Linked DNA regions of Mus musculus: region 2 is linked to region 1. Evidence: chromatin loops called from intact Hi-C (ENCODE). Cell type or tissue: left cerebral cortex. All regions are shown on one strand. Links, peaks and the distances in the headings refer to the core of each region. The heading gives the core; the rest is flanking DNA.

Region 1 (11,813 bases), core at 2,733-10,732:
CTCCTGGAGGATCTGACAACTCAGACTTCTGTGAATACTCACACTTATGTGCACATACCTACATCATACACATAATAAAAATAGTAAGAATAAACATATTTTTTAAAGAGAACGGAATGTGGTTGGCAACATCCCCGCCAGTCTTGAGGATCTGGGGGTCCCTGAGGTCTCAGCAGTACCCAACAGACCACACAAGCAACGTTGAGCGGGCCAACTCTTCCAACCCAAGCCATCCTAAGCTGTGTTGTTTTTTTTTAAAGATTTATTAATTATTATACATAAGTACACTGTAGCTGTCTTCAGATGCGCCAGAAAAGGGTATCAGATCTCATTATGGGTGGTTGTGAGCCACCATGTGGTTGCTGGAATTTGAACTCAGGACCTTTGGAAGAGCAATCAGTGCTCTTACCTGCTGAGTCATCTCACAAGTCCTACGCTGTGTTAAGAGTCTGGCTCATTCACTTGTCACAAGGGCCTGGTGTACTATAGAGGACCCTGGACCCCACAACTCCTTCCTATAGCAAGAACCTGGAAATTAGCAGCAGCCTCTAACTGTCTGTTCTCTGTGCATCAAAAATGGATCTCGGGGCTGGTGAGATGGCTCAGTGGGTAAGAGCACCCGACTGCTCTTCCGAAGGTCCAGAGTTCAAATCCCAGCAACCACATGGTGGCTCACAACCATCTGTAACAAGATCTGACTCCCTTTTCTGGTGTGTCTGAAGACAGCTACAGTGTACTTACATATAATAATAAATAAATCTTTAAAAAAAAATGGATCTCCACCAGGCATCTTATCTGGCAGGGGAAGGGGCGAGGGGGGTTTCCTGCAAGCAGGTGGCATCAAAAGGCCAGGTAACAAATGCTACAGCTGGGCTAGCATACCCTGGAGCTGGGCAAGGATCCTCTGGAACTGGGCTAGCATCTCCTGGAGCTGGGCAAGGCTAGCAATCCCTGGAGCTGAGCTAGCCTAGCAATCCCTGGAGCTGAGCTAGCCTAGCAATCCCTGGAGCTGAGCTAGCCTAGCAACACCTGGAGCTGGGCTAGCCTAGCAATCCCTGGAGCTGGGCTAGCCTAGCAATCCCTGGATCTGGGCAAGGCTAGCAATCCCTGGAGCTGAGCTAGCCTAGCAACCCCTGGAGCTGAGCTAGCCTAGCAACCCCTGGAGCTGAGCTAGCCTAGCAACTCCTGAAGCTGGGCTAGCATCCCCTGAAACTGGGCTGGGCTAGCATCCCCTGGAACAGGGTTAACATCCATGTCCACATTCTTAAATCCCCCCAAACATTATAAATCAGCATGAATGTTCCAAGCATCTCCCACAGTGTGAGCAAGTGCAGATCCCTACCTGTTCAAATGCATTAAAGCTCATCTCAGAGCTATGTTCCGTGGGCATGGAGCCACTATTTCCTCATATGACTGTATATGCCCTGAGGCTGGCCAGCTACTACTCTGCTATGGCCACTTCGCCTTTGCCCAGCTGCTCTGCTCCACAAAAGGCAGCCAGCCACCTTCCCAAACAGAAGCCAAGCAAATAAACCCATCCTAACCACTAGAGTGCCACACAGCAAAAGCTGGGCTGGAAGACCAGCTAGAATGAGCAGAGTGGTCTTTCCAGCATCTATTACTGCATGCCTAAGGAAAGGAGAGGCCACTTCATCTGCACAGAGCGAGTGGCATGCAGGGGCGGCACTGAGGGCTTCAGAGATGACATCGTACCCACTGTGAAGTGGGGATTACTCTTTTTCTGCAGTAGCAGGACAGGCAATGGATCTAAAGCAATGGATCTAAAATCACCTGGCATGGTGATCAGGGTTAACTGTCAACTCGAAAGAAGTTAGAGTCACCTGGGAGAATCCCAGAGAATGTCTGCAGGACGCATCTCCATTTCATTAATCGAGGTGGGAAGACCCATCAGATGTGGGTGGCACCATTCCCTAGGCAAAGAGATCCTAGGATGGAGAAGTGCAGAGAAGTGAGGTGAGCCCTGGCCTGCCTGCATTCCTTGCTCTCTCCTGACTGGGGAGACAATGTGACCAGCTGTTTTAAGCTCTTCCATGTCCCCATCTGGAACTATGGAGTTAAAAAAATATGTTGTTTCTGTCAGGATACTTTGTTTTGGTTTGTTTTGGTTTTGGCTTTTTTGAAACAGGGTTTCTCTGTATGGCCCTGGCTGTCCTGGAACTCACTTTGTAGACCAGGCTGGCCTCAAACTCAGAAATCCGCCTACCTCTGCCACCGAAATGCTGGGATTAAAGGTGTGTGCCACCACCACCTGGTGTCAGGATACTTTGTTATAGCAACCAAAAGAAACTAGAATATTCAGTGTGTCCTTCTGGGATTCCAAAAAATTCCCCTTAGAGTCTAGCTGGAGTCTATGGCATGGAGTTGACAGGTACCCCAGGGCTCTTCCTGCAGGGCCCTATCCTGCTGCCTAGTGGTCATATGGCCTACTGGAGCCTGGCCTATGTGACCAGAAGGGAGAGGCCAAGTAGCCATACCCACTCAAGGAAGAGGCTGGGAGGAGAGGGAGGTATCTATTCGCCCCTGACTTCAACCTGCTTTTGGGGATTTGGGGACAAAGGTCCTTGTGGAACTTGCACTATGAACAAACTTAGAATGGACTTGTTAGATGGTAAAAGTTTGAGGTGAGCTGGGCGGAGCCCAGAGCTGCTGGAGGAGGAGTCAGGACACCTGAAGTATATCCTCTGAGCTGTGCCTCAGTTTTCAGCCAAACAAAAGCAGTAGCAGCACCAGCCTGGGGTGGAGGAGGGGTGCTGTGAGCCTTAAAAGAGGAAGCACTGAGAGGAGGGCAGGCAAAGGGTTTTAGGAGACACTCGCTAATCACTGGTTCTCGGGGTCACCACACATCAGTAAGTTCTCACTCCAGCCTTGCTTATCCATTCAGTGGCCTGCCTTAAGACCAGCCCCTTAAGATAGCCTGAACGAAAAGCTGGGGAGTCTCAGAACAACCTCAGTGCACAGGGGCCATGTCACCCGCAGACACAGAGGTCAGGCCTCCATCTCTACAAGACACGGGTGACACAGTTAACACTCAACATCCCCATTCCCACACCTCTCTGGACAGCTACCACGGCAGTCAACGTCACCGGTCAACCTGACAAGCAAGCCCACAGGAGACAAAGATTTGGCCATTATTCTAGATGTTTCGACGAAGGCATTTTTCGAATGAGATGAACATAGAAACTGGCAGTGTGGGTGGGCTTCGTCTAATCAGCCTGCAGACCCTCCCCTGCAGAGTTTGGATCTGTCGCACACACACACACACACACACACACACACACACACACACACACACAGAGTGATAGCTGCTTCTGCAGCTGATCTGGACTCCTCGGAATAGGTGTGACCCCTGGCACTCGGGAGCCTGAGAAGGAGAGAAGAAAGCCCTGTCTATGTGTCACGTTTTCTGTGGGTAATGACTTGCTATTGCCCCTACTAGATCAATTTCTCATTTTTGCTTCCTGATGAATCATATTCCTGCGGCTGGCTGAAATGAGATGCAGCAAGCCACTCTCCTCATGCCCAGACAGAGCTCTGTTTAACATTTACCTTCAGCCAGCTTGAAGGCGGGGTAGGGGTATATGTGCGTGTGCGTGTGCCTGAGCCTGTGCGTGTGCGTGTGCGTGTGCGTGCATCCCAGTGATATTCTCCAGCTTTGAGAAGAACACGCTGCTTTAAAGAGCTATAGACTGAGTGTCATCAGAGTTCTCCATAGCAACAGCCCACCCCTGCCTCCCGTCCCACACAGGCCTCTGGGAATTCCAGCGATCTTCCTCACAGAGACTGGACCTGTCATAGGCCACCACTGCAGACACTGCTGGCCATTCAGGAACCACGTTGGGTTCTCCGATTGCTTGCTTCCCTCCTTTCTTTAAACTGGATTATATTCCCCCTCCTCCAACTTCTCCCAAAACCTCCCTAGCTCTCTCCCCATCCAACTTCATGTCTTCTCTCTCTCTCTCTATCTCTCTCTCTCTCTCTCTCTCATTCTCCCTCTCCAAGAAGAAAAAAGAAAAGAAAATAAAAAACAAACAAAACTAATATAAAAACAAATAAAACACCACAGAGTCCATTTTTGTTGTTATTGTTGACCAGCTGCTCCTTGGCCTGGGGCCTGGCCTGGAGAGCGTGCGCACAGTGAGACTCCAGTGCCCTGGAGCTGCGCTCAGTGAGACTCCAGCGAAGAAAATTGACTTCCCTTTCTCTGCAGGGATCAGTTACAAATAGCTCTTCACTTCCTATAATGTTGCAACACCCATCGGCACTTCATTGCTGTTTATAATATTCCACAGCATGCAGATAGTAGCATCTATCAGAGTTTTATCCTTTTCGATTGCTGAGTAATATTCCATAATATGGACATACCACAGTTTATAGGTCTGGCATGACCTACAATTTCTGTGATGGGCTTGGGATTGTTGATGGACATTTGGGGCTGTGACTCTGCTATGAACACTTGTGGGATTTGTTTTTTATTTTGAGACAGAGTCCACTATGGTAACTTGTGATTCCTGTCTGTCCCCCTCTCTTGGAGCAACCCTCGCTGCACCCCTAAGTCCTCAAATCCTGATTTTTTTCCCCTCCACTAATGTACTTTACAATACCACACCTTCCTCTTTCCTTGTCCAGCACAATATACTGTGCCCCACACTATACCGACACCTTCCAGGCTCCCACGGGCTGCATGGTACCCCCAATCCTCAAGTGAATTAACATGTGTGCCCATTCTGCCAAGACATGGTGGCTCCTGGCCTGTGATGAGCTGGCATGTCATCCTGTGGTCAAGCAACAAACACACTGCCACATGTCATGTCCTGTCAGGTTCCTGAGCATCTGCCCCTATATCCCACCCCTTGCCTGGCCATAGGTGGGAGGGAAGCACCCCCTGAATGTCAGAATGCTGGCCCCCTCCTGTATCTTTTATTCTGGAAACCCCATGTGGGAAGGAGACCTCCTTTGGTCTAGTGTGTGTCTTCTGGGGCTCTATGCAACAGTCCCTCAGCCTTTCAATAAAAATTTACTGAGCTCAGTGAGGACTCAGGCAGCAGTGCTGGCAAGGATCCACCCTCACAAGCAAAGCTGATGAGTCTGGGACAGAGAGGCCACCAGGCAGAGGGAGAAATATGTGGGAGGCACAGACTGTACCAGGGACAGCAGCCAGTGATCAGGGACATCAGCAGAGAGGGAGGGGAGGAGGGAGAGGGAAAGAAGAGATTGCAATGATGCTCCAGCCTCGAAGACTCCTGTGTCACACACACACACAAAGACACACACACACAGAGACACACAGAGACACACACACAAACAGACATACACAAACACACACAGAGACACACTCACAGACACACACATACAAAGACACACACACACACACATAGACATACACAAACACACACACAGACAGGACATCTATCGGTTGCTGGAGACATTGCATGTTTTACAATGGGAGGACAGAAGCTATTGGCATCTAGGTTTCAGAGGCCAGCACACTACTGTCCAGCTGCAAAGCACAGAGCAGACCTGACAGAGTGTTGCTCCTAGCACAAGAGCCACAGGGATGAGGCAAAAAGCCTGACCCAGAGGAAGAGGCCACTGGATCTAGAGCCAGCAGAGTCAGAAGTGATCCCCCCCCCCCACACACACACTTAACTTGCAGATGGTCCCCAACCCAAGACCATTCAATATCTATTTTCCCACTTTCAACCATACAGTCGAAACCCCTGCTTGCATGTAAACCTGGCTCCTCCCCCCCAGCCAGCCATGTGCAGCCAATCACCTCTAGGCACTGAGCTTTGCTAACTTCCACGCAGTAGGAATGAGTGTGGCCTCTGCAGGCTAGAGATAGCAATGTACAGGCTGGCCAGTGCCTCGAATGCCACCCGTGACTGTGACAGACTCTGGCCTGCAGAGCTGAAAGATAAGAGGGCCGTGACAATCTATCCCAGCAGCCAGAGGTATCCTGCCCAGCACCTCATGGCACGGAGGCTCCGACTGTCAGGGCAGCTGACATTCTAAGCGCTTGCCATCCTCCCGCCCTTGGCTTTAGCGTGTAGCAGACGCACCGTGCATCTGGTTCTATTGTGGAATTAAGGGTGCAGAAAAAGCAGGAACTTTCGGAACAGGGGGTTCTGATGCCAAAGCAGACACCCTGTGAAAATGTGCCCGATCTCTCATGGAGATCAAGACAGTCACCATCACCATGAACGCTTCCCACACTCGCCTGGCTTCCACCAGATAGTATCAGACCCTCCATTTCTTCTCAAGAACTACAGTAAAAGAAAGCATCTTGGGAGGAAAAAGTGTTGGCTAGCTAGAGTGGACCACAGGGGGCTGTGATCATCTCTGGTCCCTAGTAACAACACCCACTCTGGGCTAAGCACAAGTGGGTGCTTCCTGTCCATCTGGGGCTTGGCCCCCATGAAGGAAACCACCTGTCAGCTCCTGGGTGCCAGATGCCTCACAAGCCTGCCAGTGGCTCCTTCCAGACTCTTCCACCCACCCAGTTCTGCACATAGAAGGCTCCTGCCTTATTACCACTAATAAGAAGGCACCTTGATAGCCACAGCCTGCATCAGAAAGGAAATGAAACCCAAACAGCAGCATGTTCCATGGAAATGTCCCTGGCCACAGCAGCTGCCTCCTCTCCCTGGAGGCTCCTTATTTGCAGGAACAAATGCTTCTTTAGCAGAAAGCCACCAAAGGGACCCACTCACGGGGAGGCTGCACCTGCCTCTTGCAAAGTAGCACCCTCAGAAAAAAAAAACAAAAAACAAAAAACAATCCAGTCATGGTTCAGAGTCCCAGAATTCAATTCCTGTCTCCTGTGACCCAGTGTCTCTCCAGGTAGGCGCATGTCCCAGGATGATGTCGTTAGAAGTGGGGATGAGAGAGAAGATACAAAGACCTGACCAGAGCTGGAGGGACCAGAGGGACAAACCAAGCTGCCAAGAGCAGAGAAGCCACCACAGGGGGGCACTCTCATAGCACAGGGCACCGTGAGCCAGCACTGGGCACAGGAGAGGTGGGGGCACAAAGAGGGGAAAGTGACATTAAAGGTATATTATACAGATGTCCTAAAAGCAAGGAGAGAGCGCATAGGGTGCCTGCCAGGCTCCTGTTACCAGTCATGGTGTGATTTCTACCCATGACTGTGTTCCACATCACTGCAGGCCTGGGAACGGCTCCCAAAGGCGTTCAGGGCCTAGGGGGTAGAGTTGAGGAGCCAGCGTGGTCACTGAGTGTCAGCCCCCCCAGGCCCCCCCCCCCAGCTCCAGTCTGAGCTCAGCACCTAATCAGAAAAACCCAGAAAAAACAATCCATCCGTGGGAACTGAGTCACACGAGGCAGGTGCAGGGAGATGATTTGATTTCTCCTCTGTGTTTTTGATACCATCCGTAGACAGTGGACATGTACCTCTCTGCAAACCAGAAAGGATGCTATTTTTACAAGTCTCTAGAGAGTTCACCGCCTCTCCTAGAATCGCTTAAAATAACAGCCCCAACTTCACTAGCACCATCTCCGACCAGCTCCGTGACAAGAGGCTCACTGTCCACAGGAAGGCAAAGAGAAGCAGGACACTGACAAAAACAGAGGTGAGGATGGAAGAGGAAATGCCCCTGACTGTGCAGGTGAGGAAGGGGCCACAGGCTAGGGAATGCAAGAGGCCCCTACAAGTTAATGGCAGCAAGAAACCAGGTGAACAATACCTTGACTGTCACCAGGGACTGTCAGACTCTGATCTGCAAAAATGAGATAATGGTGCCATTGGATGCAGTTGTGACAATATAGATGTATTACTGTATGTATGTATACATGCATACACACACACACACACACACACACACACACACACGCACGCACACCAGGGTACTGGGAGTCGTTGGCTCTCAGGGCAGCTGCTGAACTCAGCATGCAGCAGACTCCATGAGTCTGCCCTATTACACCAGGGTTAAGGATGCAGAGAATATGAGGACACTCAGAGCAAGAAGCTTGGGTGCTTGAATCCCGAGACCCATGACACTGGCTCCTCAACTTCCAGGAAGGGACTTTCTCCTGCACTGACTGTCCCCTTGTTACTAGACCACACCTTGACTTTAAATAGGCTCAGGTGCAAGTCTCTGAATACTGTGTCCTCACACAGTCTCAAGGGGCACCAAACACCCTCCAATCCCACCTGCTCTCAGATCCCAGGGCTGGCACCTGCAAGGCTCTCAAAGGGGCCAGGACTGGCTGACAGGGAGACCAAGAAGACTGGGAGAGGCAGGAGCTCAGAACAGCAGGTACCAGAGAGCCATGAGACAGGCAAGAGCATAACTTTTCTGGTCCCCACACAGGACACCAGCCGTGTGCCAAAACCAGGTAGCAGGAACCACAGAAAAGTGAGCAGCAAAGCCAAGTGCAGGCTGAAGATGGAGGATAGAGAGGAACACACGTGAGGGAACGGAGCAGCCAGAAAAATGGCGAACAGGAACAGAAGGGAATGAAGACACCCTCCTTCCTTCCCTCCCTCCGTCCTTCTTCCTCCCTCCATCTCTCCTTGCCCACCCCTTCCTCCTTTTCAAACCTTCTCTGATTTGTCTTTTAATCAGCTCAAATGCACACACACATCTAAGCCCCTCACCCCCATCCCAACCCTGGTCTACTAAGCTGTGGTCTTCATCAGAGATCTCTCTGTATCCAAGCTCAGCCTGACCCTGGTGAGTGAGGTGTAGGGTGTACAGGCCCAGGCCAGCTCAGAGGTCAGAGGCATCCACCCCTGCTCTGCTTGGGAAAGGAAAGAACAAAATAGTACAAGGTTCAGCCCTTGCTCAGATGTCCCTGGTTGAGGATGGGGCCCAGGCTCGTTGGGGACCCAGAGGTCTGGGGTCGTCCACAGGATTACAGTCTCCAGGGAACAGTAGGAAGGAGGACAGGGGAAAGTGGGCCCAGTGCCTCCTAATCCTGCCAGTTCTCAGCATGCTCAGGCCTGCTGAATGCCAACAAGAGGTACCAATCTCATCATGTAGCTAGGATGGTGAGGATGGGGGAGGGTGGGCTGGAAGTCTCCTGCGAGCTGCTTTCTCCCCAGCACCTTCCACCTCCTGTCCAGGCAGCCAGAGCCCTTGGCATCCTTAGCCCGGTCATAGTCCAAAGTAAGGTGAATAGGCCCACACTTCTGGCAGAGGCAGCGCTCTGTTAACAAATATTTTGCCTCTTGTGCCTCAGGCAGTGATGAGACAGAGGTGGAGGAGAGCCAGGTTTCACCCTGGGCAGCTGCCCAGCAGAGGCCACAGGTGTATCAGCAAGTGGTACCACAGGACAAGCCAGGCAGGAGCTGGGAACAGCAGGGGACATAGAAGGCTCTCAAAGAAATGACAGCAGACCTGCCTGGAGATACACACAGTTCTCTGAGCTGAAAGAGCCCTTGGCACAAAAGGAAACCCAGGAAGATGGCTGATGGAGAGTCCACTGGGACGAAGGTCAGCAGTCTCATGTTGACCAAGGGACTTGGCCACCGACACTGAGAGGGTCAAGTGCCTCCTGGCCTTGGGGACCTTTGTACTTTAGTGTTTCCTCTGCCCAGGGTCCTTTTGTCTCAAAATTTTGCCTTGTTTGTTTCCCTGGTTTCATCTCCTGGCAAAACTTCCCCTGGCCACACAGAGACGTCTCCTGTCATCTTTCACTGGTTACTGTAACAAATTACCTCAAACATGGTAGCCTAAAAGGTTGCAACTGTATCCTATAACTCTGGAGGTCAAATGGCAGAAATGAGCCTCCCCAGGCTAAGTTCCAGGCTCTCCCTTCTGAGTATTTCAAGGGACTTTCAAGCATTCTGTTTTTCTCTTTTCTCCTCACTCCCTCCCAACACCTGCTTTTGCTGTAGTTGCTAAGACGGGGTTGAGTCCCTCACATTGCACGGTCCTAGAGGCTTCAAGCATGCCTGTCAGACTCAGCATGGAGGCAGGGATGTGGGGGAGGGGGGGTGGCTTGGATATGAGAGGTCCCCTGCAGGCGTCCATGCTGAATACCTCATTCCCAGCCATGGTGCTATTTAAGGGGGTTCTGAAAACCTGAGGGTCCGAGACGTAGTTAAAGGAAGGTCACTGGGGATGTGCCTTTGAGGGTTATATCTGTCCCTAGTCCCTTCCATCTTTTCTCCCCGCCCCCCCCCCCCCCCGCCTACTATGACCTGAACAGTGCCACCTCCCCACACTGATATCCTGCCCAAGCACAAAGGGCCAGGTGGTCACATCTCTGAAACAGCAAAGTCAGCCGGTCCTTCCTCCCTCAAGTATGGTGGTCACAGTCATACAAAGAAAACTAATCAGAGAAATGTCACAGTGTATAAGAAGGCTTGTTGCACAAGCCTGCAGACCCAGGTTCAAATCCCCAGAACTGATCTAAGAACCTGGAGTGGCCATGCACCCAGTGCTGGGGGGTCAGGGGTCAGGGGCTTGCTGGAGCTTGCTGACCACCAGCCTCAGCTCTAGGTTCAGTGTGAGACCCTGTGACCAGGGAATAAAGCGAAGCAGATAAAGCAGGAGACTCAGCATCCTCCTTGGTCCTGGAAGCCATCATCTGGCAGGTGACAGAGCTGATACACACATCCCCAAATGCAGTCATGACTCTGGAAAAAATTCTGTTCTGATGGCAGGTGGAATAAGTCTCCATGACCTTGGCCAGACCATCCCAATAAGTACGATACACATTTGCCCATTCTCCCACCATCCCTAAGATGGACACGTAGCACGGAGTCACCCGCACCTGGCTGCATGGAGGCCTTGACCTTACTACCTGGGTATCTTCTCACTCCCCATGTGATCTTGGCCAAGTCCCTTGTCCCTTGAGTGTAGAGACTCCCTAGGCCCCATGGGGCAAAGAGTTGCACACCCAGGAGGTGCTCACAGTACAACACACACACACACACACACACACACACACACACACGCTGCACAGAGCGAGCCAGGTGACCACCACATCCTGGTCACCCACCTGGTGTAGGTTGAGTACTGGGATGACACGTGTGCCAAGCACCTTAGATTTTTCACGCCAGTGCCAGGATCTGATGCCAGGTCCTTGGGGTTGCAGAGGAGCCTCTTACCCACTGAGCCATCTCCTCAGTGCCTGTGTGAGTTACTTTCACACCGCTGTTATCATGGCACCTGAGGGAGTGACATGTTATCATGGCACCTGAGGGAGTGACATGTTATCATGGCACCTGAGGGAGTGACATAAAGGAGGCTTAAGATGTGAGGATCCCTAGTGTGTCCGCGGCTCACTCTGCTCTCTGTGGTGCCTGCCATGAAGCAGAGCACCCACAGCCAGTGACAGAATGCAGCGGACGTGACTTCTGGGTCCCATGCTGTGTCAGGCCAGGTCAGGACTATGTGAGCCATCAACTCCAGTTTCCAGGCAGCCGGAGATGATTAAAATGTAAAGAGGCCAGAACTAGACTGAGGCCCTCAGAGCTGGGAGTTGTAGGACAGAGATGGGCTGACAGGGCTACCTCAGAGTTCCCTTCTTGATTTCCCCCCGTGACTGAGAACCCCTTGTTTTCAGGGGAACTCCACTAACCAGTTTCCTCTGCAGTCTCTTGTAATTTATATTTCAGCCAATGGAATCTGAGAAAGAACGCCATAGGGTCATTCTAAAAACCTCATGAAACGCTGGCATTTGCTCCAATCCTTCTTTATCCTACTTTCTTCAAACCTGCTTCCTCGAGCGTTAACGTAACAGTGACAGCCCTAGCTGTCACTTTGGACCACAAGAAGATCAAGATCCACACAGGAGATGGCAGAGCTGTGAGCCGGAAAGAG
Region 2 (11,813 bases), core at 2,173-10,172, 190 kb after region 1:
ATCCACATGCAGACTTCATAAGATCAATGTTTCCAGCCCAGGGGGGATTGGCAGAGCACAAAAGCCTCCAGGATCAAAGCCTCCTGACTGGGCTCTTCTCTGGGCCTCACACATCTCTAGCTGGCTGGGCAGGGCCAGATGCCTTATCTCCACAGGCTCCGACACCCAGCAAAGGGACCACCAGTTCTTGCTGTCTTCCTGGGAGGAGCGTGCAGAACGTGTGCCATGAATTTGAAGATCTGCCCGAATGTTTCCTCCTGTGATGAACTGAATCCCCACTCCTTGAAACAGAAAGCAACTCTGGAAGAGAATGCGTCTTCTGAGGAAGGTCTCTACTAGGTGGGAAAAGGAGCGGTTTGGGTGTTTGCTCTCCGGGGACAACAGTTTTCAAAGCCACTAGAGCGTTTCTCTTTATTTTCTGAACCTGTGATAATATTAGAAGCTGTGATAGGCAGGGTGCCCAGAAAGCTGAGGGAGGTCCAGGAGCCCCGCCCTGGCTGACTCCCAGAGGCGTGGCCTTGGCATCCTAGTTAGGCTGGAAGAACCCAGGAAGGCTTTGTGGTACTTTGTGCAACCACAGACAGACAGGCAGGCGCTCTTGAGCTGGGTGGCAGGGCTTAAAAATGTCAGATAGGTCCACGTGAAGGCTGAGAGTGACCTGTAGGGTGTTGTCCTCACAGCACAACAGCCTTTACCACCTTCGTCAGAGCAGCTGTGACTGCCTGCAGCAGTCTTTTTTTAAAAAATATTTATTTATTTTATGTATATGAGTACATTGTAGTTGTACAGATGGTTGTGAGCCATCATGTGGTTGCTGGGAATTAAACTCAGGACCTCTGCTCCCTCCGGCCCAAAGATTTATTTATTATTATAATATGTAAGTACACTGTAGCAGTCTTCAGACACACCAGAAGAGGGTATTAACTCTCATTACGGGTGGTTATGAACCACCATGTGGTTGCTGGGATTTGAACTCAGAACCTTCAGAAGAGCAGTCAGTGTTCTTACTCGCTGAGCCATCTCGCCAGCCCTCCATTTTGGTTTTTGAGGCAGGGTCTCTCACTGAATGTGGAGGGCATCGATTGGCTAGTCCCCTGGCCAGCAAGCTCTGGGGAGCCTCTGTCCCCGACTTCCTAGCACTCATGCTACTATGCTAAGCATGTTATGTGTATGCTGAGTACTGAGCTCAGGTCCTCCTGTTGGTGTGGCTCGCAGTGTATCCCCTGAGCCACCTCTCCAACCTCATCTCCATCATAATTCTTGGTTGGACGGGAGCCTTCCTGAATAGTGAAGACCATGTTTCACTGTAAAAGCCTAGCTTCAGGATGCCTTAGGGTCCTGCTGCTGATCACTGGCCCCTGACCAGACAGAAAGTGTGCTTTCCAAGTGGTTGCTGCCAGCCCTTAAAACTGCAACTTCCCCTGACTTTAAAGACCTTTGTAGTGGCTATTCCTGGCTGTCAACTTGACTATAACTGGAATGAGCTACAATCCAGAATTGGAAGGCTCACCAGTGACCCTAATCTGGAGGCTGGGAGATACAAGTTTCTGACCTGGATCTTGGCATGGAGACCTTGAGGCATAGTGGCTATGAATCCTAGAAGATTAAGACAGAGAGATTTCCAAGTTCAAGGTCATCTGGGATTAAAGGTATGGTGCCACACACCTTTAATCTGGGCCACACCTTCAGCTGGAGACCTACATAAGGGCATTGTAAGAAGGAAGATTTACTCTCTCTCTTCTTCTCCTGCTTGCCTTGTGGGACTGAGCAACTGCTAGATCCTGTCACAGCTGCTGCTGACCACTGTTGGGAGTTGGACTACAGACTGTAAGTCATCAACAAATTCCCTTACTATATAGAGACGACCCGTCAGTTCTGTGACTCTAGAGAACCCTGACTAATACAACCTTTGATTCTAAATCTCCTCTACGGTGGAGTGGGTACACACACACACACACACACACACACACACACACACACACACACAGCAAGTGCCACACACTTCCTGGTGAACAGTCAAAATCAGTAGGCAGAAAACAAGTCAATGGAAAGGCTAACAGAAGGTACGCCCACCCCAGTGGCCACAGACACTGAAGGTCTTACAAGCACCAGGGCGAAAGGGACAGCTACCAGCCTCTGCAGGAAGGCCACTTCTTCAATCTTGTGCAGATTCTTGCTTGCTATTGACATGCGTGGGGAAAATGGTGGGGCCCTCTGCTTACTTCACAGGCTCTCTAGATGCTTTAGAACAAACACAGGCTCACACACAGGGGCCACTCACAGCTGGGAGACAAGGTGGCAAATTCCTCCCAACTCTTTCCCGAACTGAAAGGGCAAGCGGCCACCAGTGGTCAGGAATCAGTCTCCGGTCACACTTCCCTCACGGCCCAAAGCAGGAAGCCTGGGCCCTCACCTGGCCTTGCTGTGGCTTGGACATTTCCCATCTCTGTCTTCTTTCCTTCCTCCTTTTCAATCTTCATGGCTGTCCTTCCACAAGCACACAGACCCAGGGTTTTACCCTTGTCTGGCTTTTCTCTCGAGGCCCACGCCTACCTCTGTTATTATTCAAAGTAATTTTATGGTACAGGCAGTCGTGGAAACACTCTCCTCTTTCAGCTGTAGCCTGATGATTTAGGTGTCCCTCAGGTGCCTTGAGAATCTCGATGTACAGAAGTCTTGTGACAGCCCATCTTCCTTCCATTTCCCCCGAGTTAGCAAGCAGCCAGCAGGGCTCACCATAACCTCCAACCAGACAATCACAGATGGCGCCTTTCCTTTCTGCAGGGTTTCTGATCTCCTCCCATGGCCCCTCCCCCACCCCAGACTGGAATAGTGCTGCCTCACTTACAGTCAGTCGGGCTCGCTGGCTGCTCTGTGGGTTCAGCTGCCTCCAGTCCATGCTCAGAGTTCCAACCAAGTGCTCTCCTGACTGGGGAGCGAGGCTTTCTAGGATCTTCTCTCCTAAGGAAAGATTCCCTATCAGACTCCGAGCCAGGTCTGCCTCAGCCTCCCAAGTGCTGGGATTAAAGGCGTGCGCCACCACCGCCTGCCAGGTTTTTCTTCCCTCTTCCATGGAGACTCTCTTGAGTGGCAGCCTCAGTGTCATCCCCTGAGCTTTCTCTGGCCCCTTGAAGTGTTTCTGTCAGGTCCCCTCACCCTAGTTCCTGCCAGTTCTTAGTGACATTCTTGCATGTGTCATTGCACGACTGTGAGGTGTTCAGGACTGGACAGGGTAGTTTTCCTCCTAATGTCCTATCTAGCATGGCGGCAGGAGCTGTGAGTCTGGGACTTGAAGTGAGGGCCTTTTGCATGCAAAGCAGACGCCTCACCCCAGAACCCCAGGCACACAGGTGCTTTGTCTCTTTCTGTGGCATCTATGGTCAGCACCGGAACCTTTGCTGAGGAGCAGTTTGGTTTGCCACAGTTTCAGTTACCAGTGAGCAGCCAAGAGTTCAAGGCAAACTCCTCCTCAGCAGCTTGCAGCTGCTCGGCATCCAACTCGGCGTGCGGGGAAAGTGAATCATGCTTTGCTCAGTGTATCCACACCATATGCACTGCCTGCCTAGAGTATCCACACTATATGCGCTGCCCACCTAGAGTATCCACACGGTATGCACTGCCTGCCTAGAGTATCCACACGGTATGCGCTGCCCGCCTAGAGTGTCCACACGGTATGCGCTGCCCGCCTAGCGTATCCACACGGTATGTGTTGCCCGCCTAGCGTATCCACACGGTATGCGCTGCCCGCCTAGCGTATCCACACGGTATGCACTACCTGCCTAGAGTATCCACACGGTATGCGCTGCCCGCCTAGAGTATCCACACGGTATGCGCTGCCTGCCTAGAGTGTCCACACGGTATGCACTACCCGCCTAGAGTATCCACACGGTATGCACTACCCGCCTAGAGTATCCACACGGTATGCGCTGCCCGCCTAGAGTATCCACACGGTATGCGCTGCCCGCCTAGCGTATCCACACGGTATGCACTACCTGCCTAGAGTATCCACACGGTATGCGCTGCCCGCCTAGAGTATCCACACAGTATGCGCTGCCCGCCTAGAGTGTCCACACGGTATGCACTACCTGCCTAGAGTATCCACACGGTATGCACTACCTGCCTAGAGTATCCACACGGTATGCGCTGCCCGCCTAGAGTATCCACACGGTATGCGCTGCCCGCCTAGCGTATCCACACGGTATGCACTACCTGCCTAGAGTATCCACACGGTATGCGCTACCTGCCTAGAGTATCCACACGGTATGCGCTGCCCGCCTAGAGTATCCACACGGTATGCGCTGCCCGCCTAGAGTGTCCACACGGTATGCGCTGTCCGCCTAGCGTATCCACACGGTATGTGTTGCCCGCCTAGCGTATCCACACGGTATGCGCTGCCCGCCTAGAGTATCCACTGCCAGTCTAGAGTATTCACACGGTATGCGCTACCTGCCTGTGAGCCGGTTAGTGGCTATGCTGGTCTTCAGGTCTCCCGCTGGGTATGGCAACCCCTGTGTTTATGTCACCCTGTCTTACTTGTGTCCTCAGAGTCCCGGGGATGTTGGCAACTTGAATATGCCAAAGAGAAGCTGTAGAGTTCTTCCTGGAGAAGGCAGAAATGTGTGGAGGGACCACAGTGGTAGAACTATAGCTACAGTGTTGCTATCACGGTCTTGTTGCTATTATTGTTGCTACTGTTCTTCCTTCAGTTCATTTATAAGTTGACTTTAATCACAGGTAACACATGGATGTAAAAACATAGTATGTATACAGGATTCAGTTCTATTTGTGGTCTCAGGCATCCTCTGGGAGAGGGGTACTATATTTTGAGTTTCATACTTTGAGACTTGTAGAGGCACTGTCCTGAATTATTTACGGTGTTTCCTGTCCCTTATGTTAGAATTATGTACTGAGCAGACCCTACAGGCCAGGAACAGTGTGAAGGCACCAGGCTACACAACCATTTCTGCCTGGGAACCCACAGGGGAATGGGCGAAGCATAGGAAATACATAGGAGGAGAACACACATTTCTGAGAAGAGAGGGCCAAGCAGCCATCGAGGGTCATGCTCATGTTCTTTAGTGCCTGCGACTGTGTGGGATTGGTGCTGGACTGCTCAGGCTGATGGTGGTCTCTATATCTCTTAGTGGGTGGGTCTCCATCACGTCTACTATTGTCTCAACAAACCTGCTGTGGTTCAGTTAGGAAAAGGACTCCATGCGGGCAGCACTCAGTCCCTCACACCTGATGACCGGTATCCCAAGGTACTGACCACGGACTGCAGGAGGGCTGTCTACAAAACTGTTCCTCCGGCATTGTGAGGGAACCAAGCATCCATCCTCTTGAAATGTGTTTGCTCATTCATATTTTTTTTTTGAAGCAGGTCTCTAGTCAGCCCAGGCAGACCAGTACCCCAGGATCCTCCTCGTTTATACCCAATGCTTCCAGAATGTTCTTTTCTGCTTCGTTTTGGTTGAGGGGAGTGGAGGTGAGGATGGCAGGGGTCTCACCTACTTCAGGCTGGCTGGAACTCAGTATATAACCAAGGATGACCTTGAATTCTCATCTTTCTGCCTCCACCGCCTGAGTGCTGGGATTACAGGCATTCACCATCACACCCCATGTCCTGCAGTGTTGGGAACTGAATTCAGAAATTCCTGCTTGCTAAGTAAACATTCTACCAACCGAGCCTCGTGTACCCCTTTTAGTATCTCAGACTATCTGTCAACTTTTAAGTCTCCCAATGACCCCGTTATATATGCCATTTTGTGACTCTAATAGAAAGCACGTGAGTTAACTACTCCATAGGATAGGTTCTGGCACTAGGGGAAAGCACAAATCTGGGCCACTTACCGATTCCCAGACTACATTATCAGCAGGGCTCCAGCTTCTGTAGATGACAAGCTAGTGCCCCCTGCTGGCCTTACAGGATAAGACAGGAGACTCACTAAAATGCTCAGTTCTTCCTCCCCCCACTCCCACCTCTTGAAATGAAGACTCTTAATTTTTTTTTTTTTCCACAAGAAACAATTTCTTCAAGAGAATTCTTCTTATTAAAGCCGGGGGTAGTCCTGCACACCTTTAATGGTAGAACTCAGGAGGCTGCTGCAGGAGGATCACAATGAGTTACAGGTCAGTTCCAAGGCGCTTGAGGGCGTGTGTGTGTGGGACACACACACACACACACACACACACACACAGAGGAGACTGACAGGATCTTATCTGCTTCCCTAGATAGCCTAGCACTCGTATGAATTATCTCAGGGCAGCAGCTGTGCTGTGTGAAGGCAGATGTGCGGATGGATGGGAGGGTCAGAGTAGAACTAACTCACACAACCATGGCTTCACAAAAAAGTCACAGGAAGGCTGGGCTCAGTCCACCTAGGCACCTAGAGAAGAAGGCACCCACTCACCCACAAGTGCTAACTTCACCCTGAGACAATAAAGGTTCCCAACTTGCCAGTGAGGCCTTTGCAAAAAAAAAAAAAAAAGCTTACTTTGCATTTTTGAAAAGCAGAATAGTTTTTTTGTGTGTTTAAATTAAAATCCTTTGGAATTTTGTATCTACCAGCTACACTTTCAAAAATACAGCATTCAGAGTTAACAAGTGTTATCCTTCTGGGTAAACAGTCAGAAAAAGAGCCAGTTTTAAAGACCCTTTTCCTAATCGTCTTCTGAAAGGGAGAATGGGAAGTTCCACCTCCCCATCTCTAGCCCAGGCCGCCCTGGCGGAACCCTGCGGTAACTGCTTTCTTGGCGACGGGAGTCCTGTGTGCAGTGGACTCTCGTGATAGTGATGGTTTGAAAGCATGAAATTATCCAGCCTCAATGGTTTGGGAAATGCTGAGTGAAATTCTGACTCAGCAGGAGTCAGAGGCCGTCACTCCTCAGAAGAGAACACGTGTTCTTGTGGCTGAGACTATCAGAGGGGCCCTTGGCCCCGTGATACTGACTGGCTCCTTGTTTTTGTGGTCTAGGCATCTCCTCACAAGTCTTTGGGAGGTAATGAGTGACAGAAACTATCTGCTGTTAAAAGCCAAATCCAACCCCAGACAGCAAAACAGCACTGCATATTAAACAGGCGGTAGGGGAGAAGGATTTGTGGGGTCAGCTTGCTCCTTCCCCTGTGTGCGACCTGGTGGTGGAACTCAGGTCACCAAGCTTGGTTGCAGGCCCTTTAGCCACTGAGCCATTGTGCTCACTTAATTCTTGTACCATTTAATTCATATATAATAGTATATACATATACATGTATATATGAATTATATATATAGATACATACATATATGTATATATTTGTTATATATATATATGTATATATGAATTAATTCATATAGAGAGAGTTTAATGTGTTTTAATAGCAAACTTATAGGAAAAGCAGAGGACAGACAATATTAAAAACTTGTACACAGGGCAACTCAGAAGGTATAGTGAATGGATGAACTCTACTGGATGATAAAAATGTCACAAACACCATTTAGTTTCTGTCAATATAAATTTACTTATGTTTTAAAAATCCGAATGCTGGCATTGTTCAGAAAAATCTAACAGGTTTATTTAAAATTGTTATAAAGTTGAACTGTTGAAAACGTGTTCACTGAAACATTTTGCTTGCATTAATGCTTTACATCTTGAATTTATATTAAAAGCTCACACATGAATGTGGAGAAGCTACCAATACCTGATTCTGTCCCCTATGTTTCCACCCCCCAATCATATACTTGGGTACCTTTGATCCCATGGAAAAATTATCTAACATTCAGAACTACTGATAACAGGAAGAAGAGGAAAAAAATTTTTTATTTTGAGAATGAAATTTTTCCTCTCATAGAGTACTTTTTTTAACCTATTCTTTTTTAAAAAAATGATTTATTTATTTATGTATATGAATACACTGTTGCTGTCTTCGGACACACCAGAAGAGGGCATCAGATGTCATTACAGATGGTTGTGAGCCACCATGTGGTTTCTGGGAACTCAGGACTCATGGACGAGCAGTCAGTGCCCCTCACCACTGAGCCATCTCTCCAGCCCCATAGTGGACTCTTAAGCATGTTCTCTGCGTGTGTAGCTGGATATCTTTTGGAGATTTACATGTTTGGCATGGATAGCACACAGATTGGTATCTTCCCAAAGGCCAACCCGATAGGCCTCACTTGCCTCCTGCTCAGCACCAGTATCTGCACTCTGGAAGCGCAGATCTGTTTTGAAATCCTGAGCAATTTCTTGCACCAGACGCTGAAAGGGGAGCTTGCGAGTCAGCAGTTCAGTTCTGTTGACTTCTGATAGCGGCTGATTTCAGAGTGCCACAGTACTGGGCCTGTGACGACGAGGTTTCTTCACCGTCCAGTAGAGGGCGCACGCGTGTGAGCGGCTTTTGAAGCCAGTTGTTTCCTGGGTGTTTTACCACTACCCCACCCCCTTCTCCTTGGTCTGGAGCTCCCCAAGCGAGAAGCAGTACAGTGCTGGCGTGAAAGCAATGGTGGCTCCCCGACAGCTGCAAACACACCATTTAATTAATTTAACTTTACAGGAAACCTTTCCTTTTACACTCGGTGTATAGTAAGTTTCTCAATAAAACAAAGTCGGACAGTTGTACAACTTTAAGACATATAAGGTTGGGTGTGGTGGTTCCTGCCTATAAGTAACTCTGGCATTTTGGACGCAGGAACAGTGCTGCTGAGAGGACAGACACACACCACCACACCTTGCACCCTAGGCTTCATGTAAGGTTCAAACGGATTTGTGTACACAAAAGCTGTCTGGAGAACAAAACTCACAATACGTACACAGGACAAACTCACACTGAGGCAACTGCTTGGGAGGAGGGAAACACAGCAGACAGCCTTACAACTCCACACCACTCTGACAAAAGCTTGAAATATACACAACCTCCAGTGGCCATTCTCAAAACACAAGGAGAGAAAATACAAGTGTGGGAAAATTCAATGATGAAAACTCAATACTCGGTATCCTTAGGACTAGAACCCAGGACCACACCCCCACACTCCAAATCCCAGGACAGCACTCTAGCTCTTCACAACATATACCTTCTCCGTGGTCTATCCTAGATTGACCTAATCCAATTGCAACATACCATCTATCTCCATGTACCCAGTCACTCCTGGATCAGACAAAGCAAGGAGAGCCTGTGCCAGCCAGAATCTCTGATGTAGGGACTAGGTTATCCACAACTAAGATCAGTTAAGTACTTACAAAAGGCTTCAAGGCATGGTAGGACACACCTGTAATCCCAGCCTTCAAGGAAGCTACGGCACGATCTCATTTTAGGCCTGACTAAGGCTCTAATGGCAAGGCTATCTCAAGAAACGTAACAAAAATGAAACCATAACCAAGTCGAAAATAAAATATAAATTAGCTGTGTTGGAGAGAAAGGTAGTCAAAATTCAAAGGCATTGCCACCTCTTGGAAAGACTGGCTCTGCCTGGTTTCCACATGCCTGTAGGTGTTGTCTGGGCATTCGGTTAATGGCGGGGGCTGAGCTGATGCTCTGTTGTTAAGTGTCACACGGGGGTGGGTCAGGCTTCAGCTCAGGTTGTGGGTTTCTGGGTCCCAAGAGCCATCTTTACTGGAGGCTCCACCCCTGTAACCCAGAGAGCCACTTTTCTCTTAGGGCAGCACCTTCAAAGCTCTGGGCAGCAGGGCCAGGCACGTGTCACCTGGTGTAATTTTTGCTTATGGTGTACCAGTGTTTTGCCTGTGTGCGTGTCTGTGTCCACAGACGTTGCCTGGAACCAGCGTAACAGAAAGTTGTGAGCTACAAGGTGGGTGCTGGGAATTGAACTCAGGATCTCTAGAAGAGCAGCCAGTGCTCTTAACCACTGAGCCATCCTCCCCTCTTCTAAAAGCTGGTTACTGTAAAGGGTATCAGGTGGTAGCACTAGTTGTGTCAGAAGGAAAGGGGGTGGGAGCTGGAGACCACTCAGCTCCACAGTCCCCACCCTGGCTGGTGTGGGGCTGAGACACAAAAGACTCAGTCATTGTTCCCACTGGCCTCACGGGGTTTGGAATGGAAGCAGGACCTCATCTGAACGCAGGGAAAGAGAGACACTGTGACATGCCCGAGTCACATATTGCCAAGGTGAACTTTTGCAGTTTAATTATGATGTTGTTTTACCCAAATCCTAGGACCCTTGAAAGCAAACTCCCCTTCCGCTTCCCCACTGGGGACACACACCGCGGTGACACACAAGCTGTCCAGAGCGCAGTTCTGATGGACGCTTCAGAAGCGTACTTTCTTCACACTTTCATTTGAAGATTTCTAAAGCAACGGCTTGAAAACAGTCTTATACCACACACACACACACATTTTAAGATGGTCTTATTAAATTATTAAATTATGTATCCTTGGTTGGACTGGAACTCACTATGTAGACTGAGCTGGCCTTGAACTCAGATCCATGGGCCTACACCTCCCAAGCGCTGGGATCAAAGGTGTGTGTCACTTCAACTAGGCAGCGGTGCTGCATTTCTGGAAATCGGGCTTGGCAATCGTCCCACTTGGTTAACTTTAATGTTACTACGTGACAGCTGTACTAGATATCTGATGACTTAAAGAGAAAACTCTTTCCTAGGCCAACGAACTATACATAAAGTCAGTGTGAAAGCTCTGTCTCCACTGTCACCTCGACGGGATTCACAGTCACCATGGAAACTCCTGAGGATGTGTCTGTCTATGAGGATGCTTCCAGAAAGGTTTACGTAGGGAGGAGGAGCCGCTGACCCCTGCAGGATGGGGACCTGGAGGCAGGCAGCGGTGTTCATCTCTTTGCTGGATGCCATGCAACCAGCCACCTCAAGCTCTTGCCATGATCCCTGCACCTGCCAGCTGGGAGACAAGGTAAACCCTTACTCCCTTAAGCTGCTATTTTTTTTTTTTTTTTTTGGGCCAGGAGTTTTGTTACCACTAATAGTTAGCAACATGCTGTTTGCCACCACTGCTCTGCTTCCAGGTCCCCAGAGCAGTCTGCAAAGTCTTTCCCTTCACCCAGTGAGCACCAAAGCCAATTGGACGGCTGAGAGTAGACGAGACACACAGCTTCCCAGAAGCAAACTGCCAGCATTTATTTATTGGTTTATTTATTTATAACTACTCACAGCAGTGTAAACATGAATAAAAGCTTCCGGGCGCTGGGGCGATTTAACTGACACTCTGCCGTTAAGGACACAAAAGGTTGGCTTTCGGAGCAGCTGTTTTACCTCTGCATTTCTTGTAAACATCTTTGTATGGTACCTGGAATCAGAGGATCTGCAAAATAACAAGATTTTAGTTTGGGGCTTGCCATCAGAAAAAAATAAAAAAACCAGGAATCAATACAATGACAAGGAACCCGCCAGGCGGTTGGTTCCCATCTGTCTTCAGAGCGAGTGGCTCCGGTTTCCCTCTGAGCCACAGCTTAGCACATCCCATGGCTCACTCTGTGTGAACTCTGATTTTTTACATTCACTCCCCGGGTGCAAACAGACCACCTCCGGCAACACGCTTAGTCGCTCGAGGTTTTGTGGCAGTACTTAGTGTCCAACAGAAACCGCTCCGTCTGCTAAACAATATCTTGACTGCCAAGCTTCTCTGACTGTTGGTGGATCGACAATGACACGGCACAGCCATTATCACCGTGGCAACAGTACCCAGGCCCTATCAGAGGAAAATTGCACATGGGCCTGCTGCCTCTCGAGCAGGCATGCCTCAGCTTCCTCTGTTGTCTGCTTTCTCTGCAAGTCTGGTGTGCTCTAGGGTACCGCTAACCCAGCGCAGGGCCAAGACTGCAGATTAGATAGTGGGCTGCGGAGGCCTG

What was found. A loop is a pair of places that touch in the nucleus more often than their neighbours do. Peaks named below come from ENCODE experiments on the same cell type or tissue, not always from the same donor. Only the 100,000 strongest peaks of a DNase experiment are listed, where the experiment ranks them.
Region 2: it touches region 1 in a loop (2.3-fold over the local background); 7 of 42 quality-filtered maps call a loop at or near these places.

What each region holds. Positions count from the first base shown.
Region 1 is chr12:104,832,201-104,844,013 of GRCm38, forward strand. The region is part of intron 1 of Clmn (calmin); the gene reads right to left. Among named protein-coding and RNA genes, the nearest start is that of Clmn, 27 kb to the right of the region's middle. In left cerebral cortex, for the core only: CTCF peaks have their summits at 5,430 and 6,982 (motif pointing right); DNase peaks (open chromatin) are centred at 3,611, 5,118, 5,415, 5,928 and 1 more place; H3K27ac peaks cover 3,780 bases.
Region 2 is chr12:105,019,560-105,031,372 of GRCm38, forward strand. Gm46375 (a long non-coding RNA gene) reads right to left here and starts at 7,197. Exons shown (of 2, transcript XR_003950255.1): 1 at 2,849-7,197. Snhg10 (small nucleolar RNA host gene 10) reads right to left here. Exons shown (of 2, transcript NR_003145.3): 2 at 11,058-11,266. It overlaps Mir3069 (microRNA 3069), which reads right to left and starts at 11,582; the gene lies at 11,518-11,582. It also overlaps Scarna13. In left cerebral cortex, for the core only: CTCF peaks have their summits at 5,919 (motif pointing left) and 8,340 (motif pointing right); DNase peaks (open chromatin) are centred at 2,828, 5,910 and 8,338.